Regions from separate parts of the Homo sapiens genome. Here region 2 is linked to region 1. Evidence: chromatin contacts called from ENCODE Hi-C data. All regions are on one chromosome and are shown on one strand. Each heading gives the region's core, a stretch centred on a gene start or an enhancer-like site at or near the end of the contact. The rest is flanking DNA. Distances are from core to core; before and after follow the strand shown.

Region 1 (7,710 bases), core at 2,026-4,525:
CTGAGGCGCAGGAGCTGCTCGGCAAGGTCACGACCGCGAGGCTGCAGGAGGCGGCTGTGGAGCGCTGCAACCGGGCGCCGCCCTCTGGCTCGGTGGCTGACCCCGCGCCGCGCCCCCTTATCTGTCGCCCGCCTGGCACATCCCAAGGGGAAGGAGGGGGCGACGCGGCAGAACCGATCCTTACTTTCGTGGTGGCAGCTGAAACCCGCCGGGCTCCTGGGCGAGTTGTCCTGGATCAGATGCCCAACACAACTGAACTTTAAATAAACGGGTTTCCTGCGCTGCCCCCTCTCCCTAACGGCGACCTGTGAGAAACCTTTGTCGCCTTCCCTTTGCGTCTTTGAGCCCCGGGAACCTAGCCCGGACGGCCTCGTTCTCCACATTAATTCGTGGTCCACCAGTTCAGCAGCCTGTCCTCTCAGCTTCTTCTAGGGTGGCTTATAATGAAGGTAGCAAGTTCAATGTTTTCTTGTTTTTTTTTTTTTTCCTCCTGGAGGGAGGATTATGTGAATTTAAAATCTCCTAGGCATTCAAAACCAAAACCAAAACCAACCAAACAAAAACAAAAAACAAACATAAACCAAAAACAACAACAGCAACAAAAATACTGTCTTCACTTAAGTGGATAGCGGAGTCAATCCAAGCCTTCCTTGGGCTAGTCTTGCTCAGACAGTGGAGTTCCTGAATCTTTCAGGAAAACAGAGCCCCTTTCACCCACTTCTGGAGGGGGACTTAATAAGACTGCAATATATTACCATGTTTAAAACGTTTTGCAGAAGCAAGATTGCCTAAAAACGACCTGCTGGCGATACACGGGAAAGCAAATCCGCTTACAGAGAGGGCCCGATCTGGAGGAAGAGGGGAGAAGGCAGGACCCAGCCCCAATTAAAACCCAGCACTTTCCAATTTTCGAAACACAGCACTCAATGCTGTGGGGCTACAGGATGGAGTGGTGACGGCCCCTGGAGCTGACAGGTTGCAGACCTTCCGGGCTGTTCTTTACTGCTTACTGGAAGTCTTCAGACTTCTTTTGGAGTAACCGTTCCCCTTTTGTGTTTTGTGGGCATGTGTTTGCACCCTGAATGAAGCTTGTCCCCACACTTGAAGTGGATAGCTCTTGTTCTTTAACTGGCAGTGAGTGGCCCTAGAGTGGGAATGTTAGTGCCAGTGCAGACTAAGGTGTGTGTTTGTGCCTGGTTTGTTGTCTCGGGGAAACCACCACCTTAATTGTTTTGTGCTCAAGGTGCCTGTGTTTTTAAAGTGAACTCAAGGGAAAAACTGCAGAGTTTGCAAGTTTTGTGATTCCTCAGGCCAGGAGAGCCTGTGAAGGTCTCGGATCCCGGTATCTCTGGGGCGAAAATCATTAAAAGTATTTTGTGGAGAAAGCATAGCTTCCCAGCTTCATGAGGATAAGGCTGCTTTCTGTAAACCTTCAAACCACAGTGCACCAAGCCTCTACCCTCAACCCCTCTTCGAGAACAGAAATGCACTCCAAGCATTTCTGGTCTTCTTGTGGTTACCATGCCATTATGTAGCACCACCTGAAACTATCTCTTTGAATACTGATTCCAACTTTTACAAAGTTTCTTGCCCTTTTTTGCACCCTGATAAGTTGTACTTGTCCTATGTGTAATGCAAGCTTGCCTCTGAGCCCTTGACCTGCTGTCAACCCCGGAATAGGGAGTATTCTAAAGGTTACATTTTCGTCTTAAGGGATAAAAATGTTGCTTTCATCCTGTTTACCGAGGGTGCCCAGTACAAAGTGGGCAAAGTGGTAGGAAATGCGGTCTCTGGGCTTTGCCAGTGTCGGGAGGATAGTTCCAGCATATTAGTCCCTGTCTGCTTAAATGCCGACGTTAGGTACCCGGCATGTGATGTCCTGCGGTTGAGCCCTCTTACTCTTACTCATCAGGTCCCGGCTGCAGCGCTGGGAACGCTGGGCACACCTGCCGATTTTAAAGCAGCAAATTCAGTTCAGGCCACCGGGAGCGGGAGGGCTCGCTTTTCCGCTGGGGCTACCGCATGAAGCAAGTGCTTAAATTTTTTCCCTTCACAAAAGGGAAAAAACCATTTTGCTTAAATCTGTTTTTTCTTAGGACGCACTTAGAGACCAGGCCCGCCAATATTCCAGTTAGAGTTAACGCTACCAGAAATATGCAGTGCTTTAGGATTCCAACTTGGGACTCGTTGAAGACCAGAATGTTACAGTCAATCTCGCCTTTCTCTTTTTGTTTCCAACACCCTACTTTCCCTTCAGTCTCTTTCCTCTTCGGTGTTCTCTACCTCTTGAAATATAAAAGTTTAATAAAAACACCACCCTATTTTATTTTTTAAAATAAAAGTTGACACTAAATTTGAGAGCTAGTGTTGCAACTAAGCTCTTCGGAAGTTTACCCATCTGTTCCCCAAACCTTTGATGCCTGTAATGTCAACCACGATTGCTTCTTAAAATTCACTAAAAGAAGTCTTTCAGTAACTTTGAAAAAGTGTAATAAATGCTAATGGGGGGGAGGGAACTCCCAACTCTGATGGATTTTACCTTCTCGGATCAAGGAGCAGGACTCCAAGCAAAAGAATAAACTTTATGTAGTTTATTTTTAAACTATTCTATTTTCAGTAGCGATTTCTCTTCCTTAGCTAAATTACTCAGCTTTGCTCAATTCCACTTTTACCTTTCCCCACACGTCCTCACTGACTCAGCAATTGTCACCGAGTGAGACCCTAGGTAGTGGGAAGGAGGCCCCCACAGATATGCTCCCCGGCTAAAGCGCTCGATTGAAGATCTGAGAAAATATCTTCAGAAACTACAAATGGAGCAAATCATTTACCTAATTCACTCAAGAGCTTCCACGGGAAGGACTCTGGAGGATGAGTGTCCTCCTAATGCGGTGCTAATGAAAAGCCCCTTAGCCGGCTCTCCGGCCGAGCGCCGGACCGCGTCTGCTCGGCGTCTACGGCGGAGCGACCCTGGTTGGCGGCGGCCGCGCATTCCCCCCCCCACCTGCCCGAGGTGGCACGGCGGCCGCAGCGACTCCGGACGCCGCCGGGGCCACTCTCCGGAGCGCCGCCCTGCGACCCCGGACGCCCCCTCCCTGCCCCCACCCACCGGCGCGGGTCTTCCTCCCGCTCTTCCTCCTCCTCACCCTCCCCGGGGCTCTGTGTGGGGGGCTAGGAGGTGACTGGGGACGCTTCCTCGGTCGCGACTCCCGGTTCTCCGCGGCCTCCCGCCCGGGGGGGTTGGGGTTAAAATCTGGGAGTTCAGCTCTGCGGCGAAATCTCGGGTTCCCAGGGAGGGGCCGGAGGGAAGGAAGACCCCGCCGGGAGCGCGCCGGCCAGAGCCGCCCCCGCCCCGCGCGGCCGCTGTCCCGTGGGGAGGATGAAAGCGCAGGGCCCGGGCGGGGCCGCGGCGGCTCCAAGGGGCGGCGAGTGCGGGGCGGGGACTGCGGCGCTCGCGGTGACCGGGCCCCCCTTCCCAAGCCGCAGCTCCTGGCCCTGCAGGTGCACCCCCAGCCCCCTTTTAGGCCCCTCCGTGGAAACCGCCTTCCGGCCCAAGTTCTATCCTTTGAGGCTTTGAACCAGGCCTTTCAGAAGTTTTTAAAGCTGCCCCGCCCCGCCGGCACTCACGGGGGTCACAGTCCCCCATCCCTCCACCTCCGCTACAGCTGCCGGCGAAGCGGGTGCCGGGAGGAAGCGGAGTGGGGGCCAGCGGGCCGGCCCGAGGGTCGGGGACCGAAGCGCCGCCCCGGAGCGCCAAGCTCGGCCCCAGCGCTTGGAGATCGCGCCGCGTAGCCCGACCTCGGAGGAAGCGCGGGCCCGCCAGCCCCTGGAGAGGGGAGGGCAGGGGGGCTGGGAGAGGAAGAGCGCGCGGGGAGGGGGGCATGTCCCCATCACCGAGGTTCCTGCGCTCAGTTCAAGCCAGGGGACAACTTAAATTGGCCTTCAGGGGAGGCAGCTGGTGACCCGTGTCCTCGCCCTCCAAATTCCCCTGAGCGAAGCAGGGCGCCACCTACAGGCGAGCTCTAGATAGCAGGCAGGAGAAAGACGCGCCTGCAAAGTAATGTGGCCCCGTCCCAGCAAGCCTAGCAAGGCCTGTTGTGTCCACAGCCTCCTCTCAGCTGCCTGAGCCTGTACCGAGTTATAGGTCCGTTGGCAACAGCAAGAGCCCTGAGGGCACTCAGCGTGTGCTTTTGGGGAGTGGAGAACTGGGTGTTAATTTCAGGAATTGGGGGATTCCAGTATCAAAGAAGTAGCAGCTCTGATTGGACAGGCAGGTTGCACCCTGACAATTTTGGCTGCACTTTGACTCCAGTATCTCGACTCCAGGCTATTTTCATGGGATGCACTACGTTTCCTTGAGAATAGCTGTGTAACCTTGGGCAAGTTACTTTATCTCCCTGAGTCTCTGTTTCCTCATCCCTCAAAAGAGGGAATAGTGGTACCTGTCTGATAGAGTCATTGTGAGAATTTAATGAGATGATGTAGGTAAGAAGCTGTAGGTGCCTTCTAAGGAATTTTCACCTATTTCTTTTTTAAAAATAGTTTTTAATTATTTATTTATTTATTTTGAGTCGGAATCTCTCTCTGTTTCCCAGGCTGGAGTGCAATAGCGCGGTCACGGCTCACTGCAACCTCTGCCTCCCTGGCTCAAACAATTCTCCTGCCTCAGCCTCCTGAGTAGCTGGAACTACAGACACGCGCCACCATGCCCGACTAATTTTTTGTATTTTTTAGTAGAGACAGCGTTTCACCATGTTGGCCAGGCTGGTCTCAATCTCCTGATCTCAGGTGATCTGCCCGCCTCGACCTCCCAAAGTGCTTGGATTACTGGGATTACAGGCCTGAGCCACCGCACCCAGCCAACTTTCACCTATTTCTAATGTGAAAACCCATCTTTTATTCTAAGAAATCTAACTTGTAAGACTGTTTAGCTTCTTTCTGTTCCTTGAAGATTAGGGCCTTAGAGGAAGTGGGAGAGAGCTAAGAGGTTTCAGTGTTTGAGTAGGAAACAGGATGGGTTATGGGGAGTTTTGATAACTAGCTTATCTCCTCATAGACAACGGCTGTAGGCCGGGTGCTGTGGCTCACATCTGTAATCCCAGCTCTTTGGGAGGCCGAGGTGGGCGGATCACCCGAGGTCAGGAGTTCGAGACCAGCCTGGCCAACATGGCGAAACCCCATCTCTAATAAAAATATAAAAATTACTTGGGCGTGGTGGTACATCTGTAATCCCAGCTTCTCAGTAGTCAAGCAGGAGAATCACTTGAACCTGGGAGGTGGAGGCTGCAGTGAGCCGAGATCACACCACTGCGCTCCAGCCTGGGCAACAGAGTGAGACTCTGTCTCAGAGAAAAAAAAAAAAAAAAAAAAGACAATGGCTATGTGGTGGCTCAAGCCTGTAATCCCAGTGTTTGGGAGGTGCGCGGGTCACTTGAGCCCAGAGGCTGGAGACCAGCCTGAGCAACACAGAGAAACCCATTTCTACAAAAAAAAAAAAAAAAAAAAAAAAAAAAAAGCTGGGCGTGGTGGCCCATGCCTGTAATCCTAACTACTTCGACAGCCAAGATGGAAGGATGGCTTGAGCCTGGGAGGCTGAGGTTGCATTGAGCTGAAATGGCACCACTGCACTCCGGTCTGGGTGACAAGCTAGAACTGTCTCAGAAACAACAACAAAACGAACCAAAAAAACCAAACAACATCTTATATTTGTGGATGACTTACTATTACTATTTACTATTTTTATTATCATTTGCCTCTATTAAATGATTTAATTATCATTTTCACAATCTCATATGGTATACATTATCCCTATTTATTTATTTATTTATTTAAAGACAGGGTCTCTCTCTGTCACCCAGGCTGGGGTGCAGTGGCACAATCATAGCTCACTGCAGCCTCAAACTCCTGGGCTCAAGGGATCCTCCTGCTTTGGCCTCCCAAAGTGCTGGGATTATGAGCATGAGCCATTGCGTCTGGCCCATTATCCCAATTTTAAAGATGAGGAAACAAAGACATGGGGATGCAAGCCATAGTTGCTGTATTTTTTCTGCTTTTAAAAATATTTTTTGGCAGGTCACAGTGGCTCACGCCTGTAATCCCAGCACTTTGGGAGGCCAAGGCAGGTGGATCACCTGAGGTCAGGAGTTCGAGACCTGTCTGGCCAAAACAGGGTGAAACCCTGTCTCTACTAAAATACGAAAATTAGCAATTAGCTGGGTGTGGTGGTGGGCACTGTAATCTCAGCTACTTGGGAGGCTGAGGCAGGAGAATTGCTTGAACCCAGGAGGTGGAGGTTGCAGTGAGCTGACATTACAGCACTGCACTCCAGCCTCGGCGACAGAGCCAGATTCTGTCTCAAAAAAAAAAAAAAATTTTTTTTTTTTTACTCTAGGAGCCCTAGATCTGTATTTCACTATATTTCAGAATCTACCTTTTTTTTTTTCTTTTAGAGTTGTGATCCTGCTATGTTGCCCAGGCTGGAGTGTAGTGGCTGTTCACCGATACGGTGATAGCATACTTGTAGCCTTAAACTCCTGGTCTCAAGGGATCCTCCTCCCTCAGTCTCCTGAGTAGCTGGTACTGAAGACTCAAGCCACCATGTCCAGTCAGAATCTAACTTTAACATTAATCTACCTTTAAGTTTACCTACTGTGTGCTAGATTACTAGATTAGGAATTTTAAATATCAAGTGTCGTATAATTCTCACAACACCTTTGTGAAGGAAGACTAACTTCTGTCATCACAGAAGAGGAAGGAGAGGTTCAGGGAGATCAAGTGAGTCACTTAAAGTCTCATAGAGAAGTGGCAGAGCCAGGTTATGGAGAGCCCAGATCTCCCAGCACACACCCAGGTGTCTTCCACTGCATTACAAGTGGAATGTAATGCATTCCACTTGGCTGCATTACAGCCAAGAACGCACCAACTGGCTCTAGGGTACTTAAAAAAGTTATCAAGAAAGATCAGGCAGAAGGGTGGCTTGCTCGGTACTTTTGCTACACTAAAGATGTGGTAAAAGATGGTGTTTTCAGCCTCAGTTAATTGTAGATTATAATGTTTCCTAGGAAAATATTGATGATGGAAGAAGGGAGCAGGGGTGCATTGGGAGAAACCAAGAATGAGTGAATTTGTAATTTTATAAATATCAATAATTTATATTTATTTTATGACCAAACTGACCAAATGTCATTTTAGTGTATACATTACAATGAAAAGTTTAGTATAATCTAGCTATTGTCAAATCCTGGCATCTAAACTATAGTCATAGAGCTTTGTCGATCTGGTTATGGAAATTATTTACAATAGGTGTTTTTGTATAGCAAATGTTTTTGCTGGTCTGTATCCATGTAATAGGAACATTTTATGATGAAAGGACTGGATTGTTCAGGGAAGCAAATTATGCTTCTTTCAGGAGTGTTGTTTTGTCATTGTGCAACAATTACTCATTAGTTCCCCTTCTTCTTACTTACCTAAGTAGCAAACCAACCCGTTCATCATTCCTAACCAGAAAACGCCTTTCCATCCCCCAAAACAACTGAACTCATCAAAAGGTGTGGAGTTACTGATAGAAGGGTTTGAGTTGGGCATTGGATGTAAAGGTGTGCATTCCATCTTCTTTCTCCCACTGGGTCCAGCCATGATGCTTTTGCTTGCCAACACAATATCGTGAGCTCAGACTTTGGCAATTCATCTCTGGTTTCTTTACACTGAGAGTGT
Region 2 (7,710 bases), core at 1,533-4,032, 2.3 Mb before region 1:
ATTTTATGTGAAAACTAAAAGAAAAATAGTAACACAATTTAAATTAGGCATACTATTTCCTTTCTCCAATTAAAATTTTCTTACACTCAAATTATGAATTTAAAAAGTTTGAAAAGGCCATTACTTGAAATTCCTTGATTTTCTGGGGAGGAGAAAAGGCAAATAAATACCATTTAAAAATCTTGCCATTTACTTCAGACAACTAAATAAAACACTAGGCTGGGCATTTTAAAAATTTATTTACAAAGTTGTGTACAACACGATGGAATAACATTTAGAATACCATATATATTCATTCATATATAAACAGACTTTTATAATAGAATGACACTTTTTGCCTTTTTGAAAATTTTTTATATTTAAAATCTCCCAACGTCTCTATACATTCTTTTCTCAGATAAAACTTCGGAGAGTGAACCTTCAAAAAAAATGAAAGTTCAGAGCTCTAAATCTACGGAATTTGTTTTTTCTTAAAAAAATAAAAACCCCAAAAGGAAAGTCAATAATTTTTTTACAAATATATACAAAGAATTTCCCTCCCATCCCCACGGTACTAAGAGCAGGCGCCGTCGGGGTGCATTTTTGGAAAATTCGGTTTTCGGTTTTACCTGTATGGAAAGCTATCCCCGGCGGGCGCGCGGTGAGTTTGCTCGACCAGCTTAGGTGTGCGCGAGGGGATGGAGGCCGCGGAAGGTAGGCGTTGGGGGCTCAGGGGAAAGGAAATTGGGGAGAGGCAGAGTCCAGGATTGGGCAGCGGGACCGGGACCGGGCTTGGGACAGGGCGCGCAGCCTGGAGGTGCATTTGTTGCTCGAGGCCGCCGCCGGACCCTGGGTCCCGGCCATTGGCGCGTCCCTATTGCGCCGGCCATTTGGCTTGAGCGGCGGCCGCAGCAGCGGCGGCGGCCGAGGCTGCGGGCTGCAGAAACTGTCCGGAGAGTGGCACGCTAAGAATGGGCGCGATGGTGGCAGTCGTCCGGCTCAGCGACAGCGGTTGGTGGGTGGCCATGAGCGCTGCCGACTGCACGGTCCCGGGTGGCCGCAGAAACGACTGCGCCGTGCTGCCGCCCCCTGAACCCCCAGTGCCGCCGGCGACCCCAGCGCCCACCGCCGAGCCCCCAGGAGCCGCGGGGCCCCCACCTATGATGTTCTCGATGCTGAACGACGGCCGCGCGCTTGGCTCGGACTTGATGAGCGACGCGGTGGTGCCCGCGGCGCCCGCTGTGCCCGCAGCGGCCGCGGCGGCGCCCAGGCTATTGAGCTGCAGCTGCAGGCCCGGGCCGAGCTGTGAGCCGAAGGCGGCCGCTTTGCGGCCCAGCTCGCCCGAGGGCAGCAGCGGCACAGCGGGAGGCAGCACCGGTGCCACCGGCGGCAGCGCGTACGGGTACTGGAGCGCCGCCGCAGCAGCCGCGGCCGCCGCCGCTGCCGGGTGCGAATAGGCACCGGCCGCCGCCGCAGGGTGCAGGCCGTAGGGGCGGCCGTAGGGTCCCGCGGCGCCGGCCGCCGCCGCCAGGCTGTAAGCGCCGAAGCTCTGCATCATGAGCGCCGTCTGCTCGCGCAGGTGCTCCTGCTGGTGGCGCTTGAAGCGTTTCCGGCGCCGCAGGAAGCTGCCGTTGTCGAACATGTCCTCGGACTGCGGGTCCAGGGTCCAGTAGTTGCCCTTGCCCGGGTTGCCCGGCTCGCGGGGGATCTTGACGAAGCAGTCGTTGAGTGAGAGGTTGTGGCGGATGCTGTTCTGCCAGGCGGGGAACTTCTCCCTGTAGTAGGGGAAGCGGTTGCTGATGAACTCGCAGATGCCGCTCAGGGTCAGCTTCTTCTGCGGGCTCTGCAGGATGGCCATGGTGATGAGCGCGATGTACGAGTAAGGCGGCTTCACTAGGCTGTTCTTGGGCTTGCTCGGGGCCAGGCCTCCCGCCGAACCGCTGCCCGCGCCAGGCCCGCCGCCGCTCGCGCCGCCCTCCTCGCCGCCAACACCGCCCTTGCAGCCGTCCGCCTCCGGCGCGCCCACGTCGCCCCCCGGTCCGGCCCCGGCTCCGGCCGCCTCCTTGGGCAATGTCAGGGGCTGCTGGTGGGGCGGCTGAGGCTGTCCGTGATGGGGTGCCGCCGGGGGCACCTCGTCCGCCTCGTCCAGGCGCAGCTCCGGCGGCCCCGCGGGGCTATCGCAACCTGCGTCGCTGTCCTTCTCTTCCAGCCCGTCGTCGCCCTCGCCCACCACATCGATGTCCACGTCCTCGGCCGTCAGCACCGTCTGGCCGGACATGTCGCTGGCGCTGCCGCCGCCGGAGAGGGTCATCCCTCCTCGGGGTTGGTAGCGGCGGCGGGGAGGGGGCAGCGGGCGATGAGGGTGTTCGGGGGCTGCCACGGAGCTCAGGGGAAGAGGGTTTGAGTGCCCCCGAAAGATGGGGGGCAGGGAGAGGGGAGGGGGCCGCAGGTGGCTTGGGGCCCGCTGGGCTCAGCTCACACTCGGCGGCCCCGCATCGCGTGGCGCGGGCTCTGCCGTCCGCCCCCAGCGGCCGCGCTCCGCGAACTCCTGCCGTCCCTGGCGCTCGGTACTAGGCGCTCGCTACCGCTCCCGGCCCCGGCGGTTCTCCACGCCGCGCCCCCTCACTTAGCCCGCCTTCCTCGGCCTCTGGCCCTGGCGTGGGGCGCAGGAGCGGTCCAGGCGGGCGCGGGACGCCGGGCGCCGAGCAGCTCGGGAGGGCGCGGGCAGGGACAGTAGCGGGGGGGCAGGGGGCTGGGTGTCAGGGACGCCGAAGCCCCGGTAGTCGAAAGTCCCGTTTTAAGGACTGGCCTGATAGATTACTTTCTACTTAAAGATCCAGCGGGAGGCGGGGCCACGTGACCGTGCGTGACGTCAGGGCCGCGGCCGAGCCGGCCAAACTCAAGTTGGTTCAGGGAATTGTCAACAAAGGGACGAGAGACGCGCAACTCCGCTCCGCACTGTGCGCCAGCATCCCCGGGGCACGGAGGGCGCTGCGGCCCGCCCGGAGACCCCCCCACCCAGGCTGGATCCGGGCCCTGGGGCCCAGGGAGCGGGTGGGTGTGAGTGTGGGTGGGTGTGAGCGAGTCAGGGCGTGGGCCTGGGAGCGTCCGCGGGACTGTGCGACTGTCGCTGCCCTGCCTTCCCCGCCCCCTCTCCCTTCCGCCCTTCTCCCCCCCACTTTGTCACACTCCTTAGACAGGGACTGGGCGACCTAGAACGAGGTTCCCATATCGTGTTTTAAAAAGCAAAACTTAGTCTCTGTTTTGCTTTTTGTTTCATTGTTTTTAGCTTTAAAGAGTAAGAGCAGCGCACCCGGCTCCCTCCTGCTAATTAGATTTCAGATTCCCCTCTGGCCTCAGTGCTCATTCCGGGGAAGACACCTGCTGAGATGTCTTTTTCCCCCTCCCCCAACCAAACCACTCAGGTCCTACCTGCTCTTTCCCGGCTTGATGCGGGCGTGTTTTCCTGTATGTATTTTTTCGTGCGGCCACAAAAAGCATCAGCTGGGGTTCCCGAAGGTCAGAAAATGGCTATTGATTAATCTACTAGAATAGTTGCCGAGAGAAATAAAAACGACGTAAAATAGCAGGGAACCTATAAATAAAGAAGCCATAACTGGCTACTTGGAGTTGTTAAACGACTTAGCATATGAAAAAATCGGAAATGAGGCGCTGGGGAAGGAGCTGGGATTGGCAGCGGCCTGGGTAAGTCGAGTGGATCCGGGAAGAGGCCTGGTGTCTTCAGGTTAGACGCAGCGCCCAGGGGCGGCTGAAGAAACGTGAGGGGTGCGGGCAGTGACTTCCCGGGCGGCGGGCATGGCCTTGGGGGAACCTGGGCAGACTTGGGCATGCCAGCATGCTGGGATCTCCGTTGCTGCCAGCTAACGTGGATTTTCTTCTCTTAAGGTGTGGACAAATCCTCCAAGATTTAACTTCCAAGAAAACCGGCGGCGGAGCGGGTGGAGGAGGCGAGGATGTGTGGCCAATGCACGCGGAGTGCAAGGCAAGTCAGTGATAGTAGGAAAAACTGTGGGGATTTCACTGGGACTGGAGGGGGAGGCACCGCAAACCGACCCCCAAGTGCGTGGCTGGGGTGCGTGGACCTCACACCTCCAAGGAAAGTCAGTGCTCTTGACGCGGTGAATCAGCGATGCGCCTCCTCTTTCCTCCCTCATTTAGGCCGCCTAGTTGGGAGCCGCAAGAGCCTGCCTGGTGTGGCAGGCACACGGAACCCAATCCCTGTCTGTCCGCTGCGGCCTGGGAGGGGAGCGCCGGCCTCACCAGAGGAAGGAGCACGAGGGGAGGAGTTCCGAGAGGAAATAATTAGTGAAATATTTGCAGAAGATGCTGGGATGTGGATTTAATTCCGGATGGACAGTGGTGCTTCTGATTCCCTCAGTCTGTTTCCCCACCCACGATCTCCTCTTTCCTTGGCCTAGACACACCAAAAATAATTCAATAAAATAAAAATAAAAATTTAAAAATCTGTAAACTTGCTTCATTACAGGCATTGAGACACACAGATTGACTTTCATCCCCATTAGACAGTTTCCCAGGATATAACACTACTCATCTGAGGCTGGGAGCAGGGTAGGGGGTGGTGACACTATCCTGAGACGCCCGCCAACCTCCACAGTTTTTCTTTATCTAAATGATCCCGAGGTTGCACACGGCCCTAAAACGCATCTCAGAGTTGATTTCCGTAGCTCCACAGCTTTGTGGCCCGCAGGCTCCGAACCGTTTACAATGCCGTCTAGACAGCTTTCCGCGAAACCGACCCGAGCTGAGCTGGCTGGCCATCGCCCAGGACTGCAGAGGTCGCGTCTGCAACTGCCTCAGCAACCGAAGTGTCGGAAGGTCCAAAAAAAAAAAAAAAAAAAGCTAAAAAGCGGAAATTTACACATTCAGGAACCTCCTTTGCTCTGCTTGGGTTGCCCAGCCCTAAAGGCAGGGGCCCGGGGCGCAGCGCTGGCCCTGCCGCGGCCTTGGTGGCTGGGCCCGCGTGGACTAGTATGTGTGGATGCGCGCCGGAGGATGGTGGCTACAGGGCTCCCCTCACCGGTCTCGAAGTAGTCTCCAAATGAGCCTAATTTCGATTCCGCCGTCCGCAGAGGCTAGCTCTCTGGACTCCCTCCACGCTGCTGGTCGCTGCCTCCTACCCTCCCTCTGCCACGGCCCAGCCTGATCCGTCCATTCCCCGGTGTCTCCTTGGAACCTCCCTGGGGAAGGGGGTGGAGGACGAACAACTCCCAGCTGCCGGTTCCATTTGTTGCGCTTTTTTCCTTCGACACAATAAAAGTCAAATTAATTGATTCATACCATTAATTACGGCGCGTAGCGTGAAAAGCAACGCTTCCCCTCGGTTAGAGATCTATTGTGCTAATCTCTTGTTCAATCAGTGTTACCATCTGATGCTGGGTCCGGCCCTTACAGAAACTTTTCGACTCGATTAGCTAAATGATGAGACGTGCACAACCTACTGGCTGCGGCCCCGACGTCCCGCGCCCGCGCCGGCCTAATATCGATTTCCAGCGGAGGCAGAGGATTTTTCCGCGGCCGCTCTCGGCTCAGGAACCGGCCGCCGGCTTTCTCCCTCCAGGCGGACCATAGCGCCTGCACAACCTCCGGGGGCGGGAAGGAGGCGAAGCGGCGGCCGGGGAGGGCGACAGGAAGGTTCCTGCTGGCCTTGACGCAGGAGGCCGCCCCAGCGGAAGGGTCCGATCCCGACGCGGTGCAGGGTCCTGCCGGAGACCGGCTAGATGTCGGGCTAAATAAATTGTTTGCCGCGTAGTTGCAGTTTGCAGCTAAAAGCTCACAGGTCGTCAGTTACCGCCAAGCTGTAGGACAGAGACGGAAGAAGCGAGACAGATACAGAGAGAAAGTGAGACACATGTAGTGGGGGGAAGAAAATGTGATAAAGGGTGTATGTGGATAAAAAGTTTCTGAGTCTCAAAGGGTTATTGGAGAGATAGAGGGAGAATGAGTAGACACACACACGCAATTATGAGTTTGAGTGACTCTTTGAGTCTCAACAAGCGAACTTCCCAGGAGAGATTTAAAAAGGAAGATGGCAGCCAGCTGCCTCACCTGCTCAAATGTTTGAAATGTTTCAACCAAAGGAGAATGGAATGAAACCCCTTCGGTTCCTCTGGAGCGGGCAGAGTACATGGTACCCCGCTGGGAAAGCCACCTGGACGCGGTGGGAATGAGGGGTGCGGGGAGTGGGGATCTAGGTTCTAGCAACAGGAGGCAAGAAGAATGGAGTCCGGATCGATAGGAAGGAAATTGAGACGTCTCCAGGGGAGGGGAGATTTAGTGTGTGCGTCCAGTGGGGGGATGGGGGGGAAGAAATGGATAGAAAAATTTATGATGGAGAAAGGGAAATTAATTACAGCTCATTTTGGGTTCTTAGGTGGTCAACACTGGAGGAGGGGCACGGTTAGAGTGCGGAAGGCGGGAATTGCCCACCTACCCCTCACCAGGCCCAAGTGAACCCATATGCCTCTTTTCTCCTCTTTTAAGTCAGAGACAGTGCCAGTGGCTTGAATAAGTCGTTGGCGCGATGTGAGATAGAATCATCATGCCCGCGCGCGGGTGCACTTTTCTTACAATACGGGGAGTTGGGACCAGGTTCCGCGGAGTGAAGGGCGCGTCCCCCACCAAGAGTAGTTACTCTTTGTCCAAGAGGGAGCAAAACGTGGGTGGGACTATTAGAAAAATTCCCCTCCTTTCTCCCCAACACCCCCGCGCCCGCAACAATCAAAGTCTGCTGCTTCTTGAAAATCTTCATAGATTTGTTAAACTATTACCGGCCTCTTTGTCTGGATGGCCGCCACCAAGGAAGGTGGGAAAGGGCAGAGGTGGTACCCAAGGCCCCAACCCACCCAGATTACTTCCATTTCCCAAAGCGGGGGATTTTCAACTCTCTTACCCACCACTACCCCCTTGTATACCTCTCCGGATCTTTTCGGGGTGGAAAAAAAGAGGCTATTTTAATGTTCTTGTTTGGATTTGCATCTCAAAACTTCATTTATTTTCAAGATGTCTGCCACTCAGGGTCCACGCCAAGGCGTGCCTGTAAATGGCGAGAGACCAAAAGGAAAGGAGGAGAGAAAGAGGAAGAGAGAGAGGATGGTTTCGAATTTATTTATATTGGAAATATATAAACATCCATTCTGTAAAAGGCAACACGTTTAATTAACGATGAGAGAGCAGTTAGGGGCAGAAAGCTAGTAAAATTGTGTGATAAATTTATGGCATTGTTAGCGTGCTTTTAATTATGGCTATTATGTTAATTATTTCACATTAGCATGGAGTTATCAGCAGCATGTCGGATTTAATAAAAACGAGCCTTTCTCTCGAAAATTGTTCTTTTCATCCACGAGGAGAAAGGTCCTGGACAGGATCGGGGCTTAAAAATGACTTGGCATTGAAAGCCGGAGTCTTTCTGACACCGTTTGGAGCGATGCGGCCAGGCCCGGCTGTCCGCTGGGTCCCTCCAGGCTACCGGCAGCTCGAGGAGGAGCCCAGGGCTGGGTTTTTAGGAATTCACCATTTTCACCCCCTTCGGAGCCGACACTTCATCATGCGAGATCATTCTGTCAAACAATATGATGCTGCTCATTTTTATCTGTCCCGCTTTACAAAATCCCCATTCAGCCGGCCGAGGAGCAACAAAAGCCTCTGAGCAGCTCCGCAGCCACTGGCGGCCACAGCCTCCCCGGCGCGCGA

Evidence for each region. A loop is a pair of places that touch in the nucleus more often than their neighbours do. Pooled maps may share reads with other maps.
Region 2: a map of B cell shows a loop between it and region 1 (9-fold over the local background). The contact joins the promoter of FOXD3 here to the enhancer-like site in region 1. A Hi-C loop is called at or near these places in 1 of 168 maps with a recorded cell type or tissue (B cell), 4 of 37 single-sample maps with no recorded cell type and 7 of 50 pooled maps.

Annotation. Positions count from the first base shown.
Region 1 is chr1:61,046,361-61,054,070 of GRCh38, reverse strand. No RefSeq gene overlaps it. Among named protein-coding and RNA genes, the nearest start is that of NFIA, 32 kb to the left of the region's middle. Within about 2 kb of position 3,275, at least 28 of the 41 ENCODE cell types and tissues checked have a DNase peak (open chromatin) inside an H3K27ac peak, as active enhancers do.
Region 2 is chr1:63,317,639-63,325,348 of GRCh38, reverse strand. FOXD3 (forkhead box D3) reads right to left here and starts at 2,782. Exons shown (of 1, transcript NM_012183.3): 1 at 221-2,782. The coding sequence starts at 2,290. The coding sequence ends at 854. It overlaps FOXD3-AS1 (FOXD3 antisense RNA 1), which reads left to right and starts at 908. Exons shown (of 3, transcript NR_121637.1): 1 at 908-994; 2 at 3,886-3,982; 3 at 4,159-4,465. RefSeq lists an enhancer at 1,652-2,341 and silencers at 2,665-2,744, 2,865-3,174.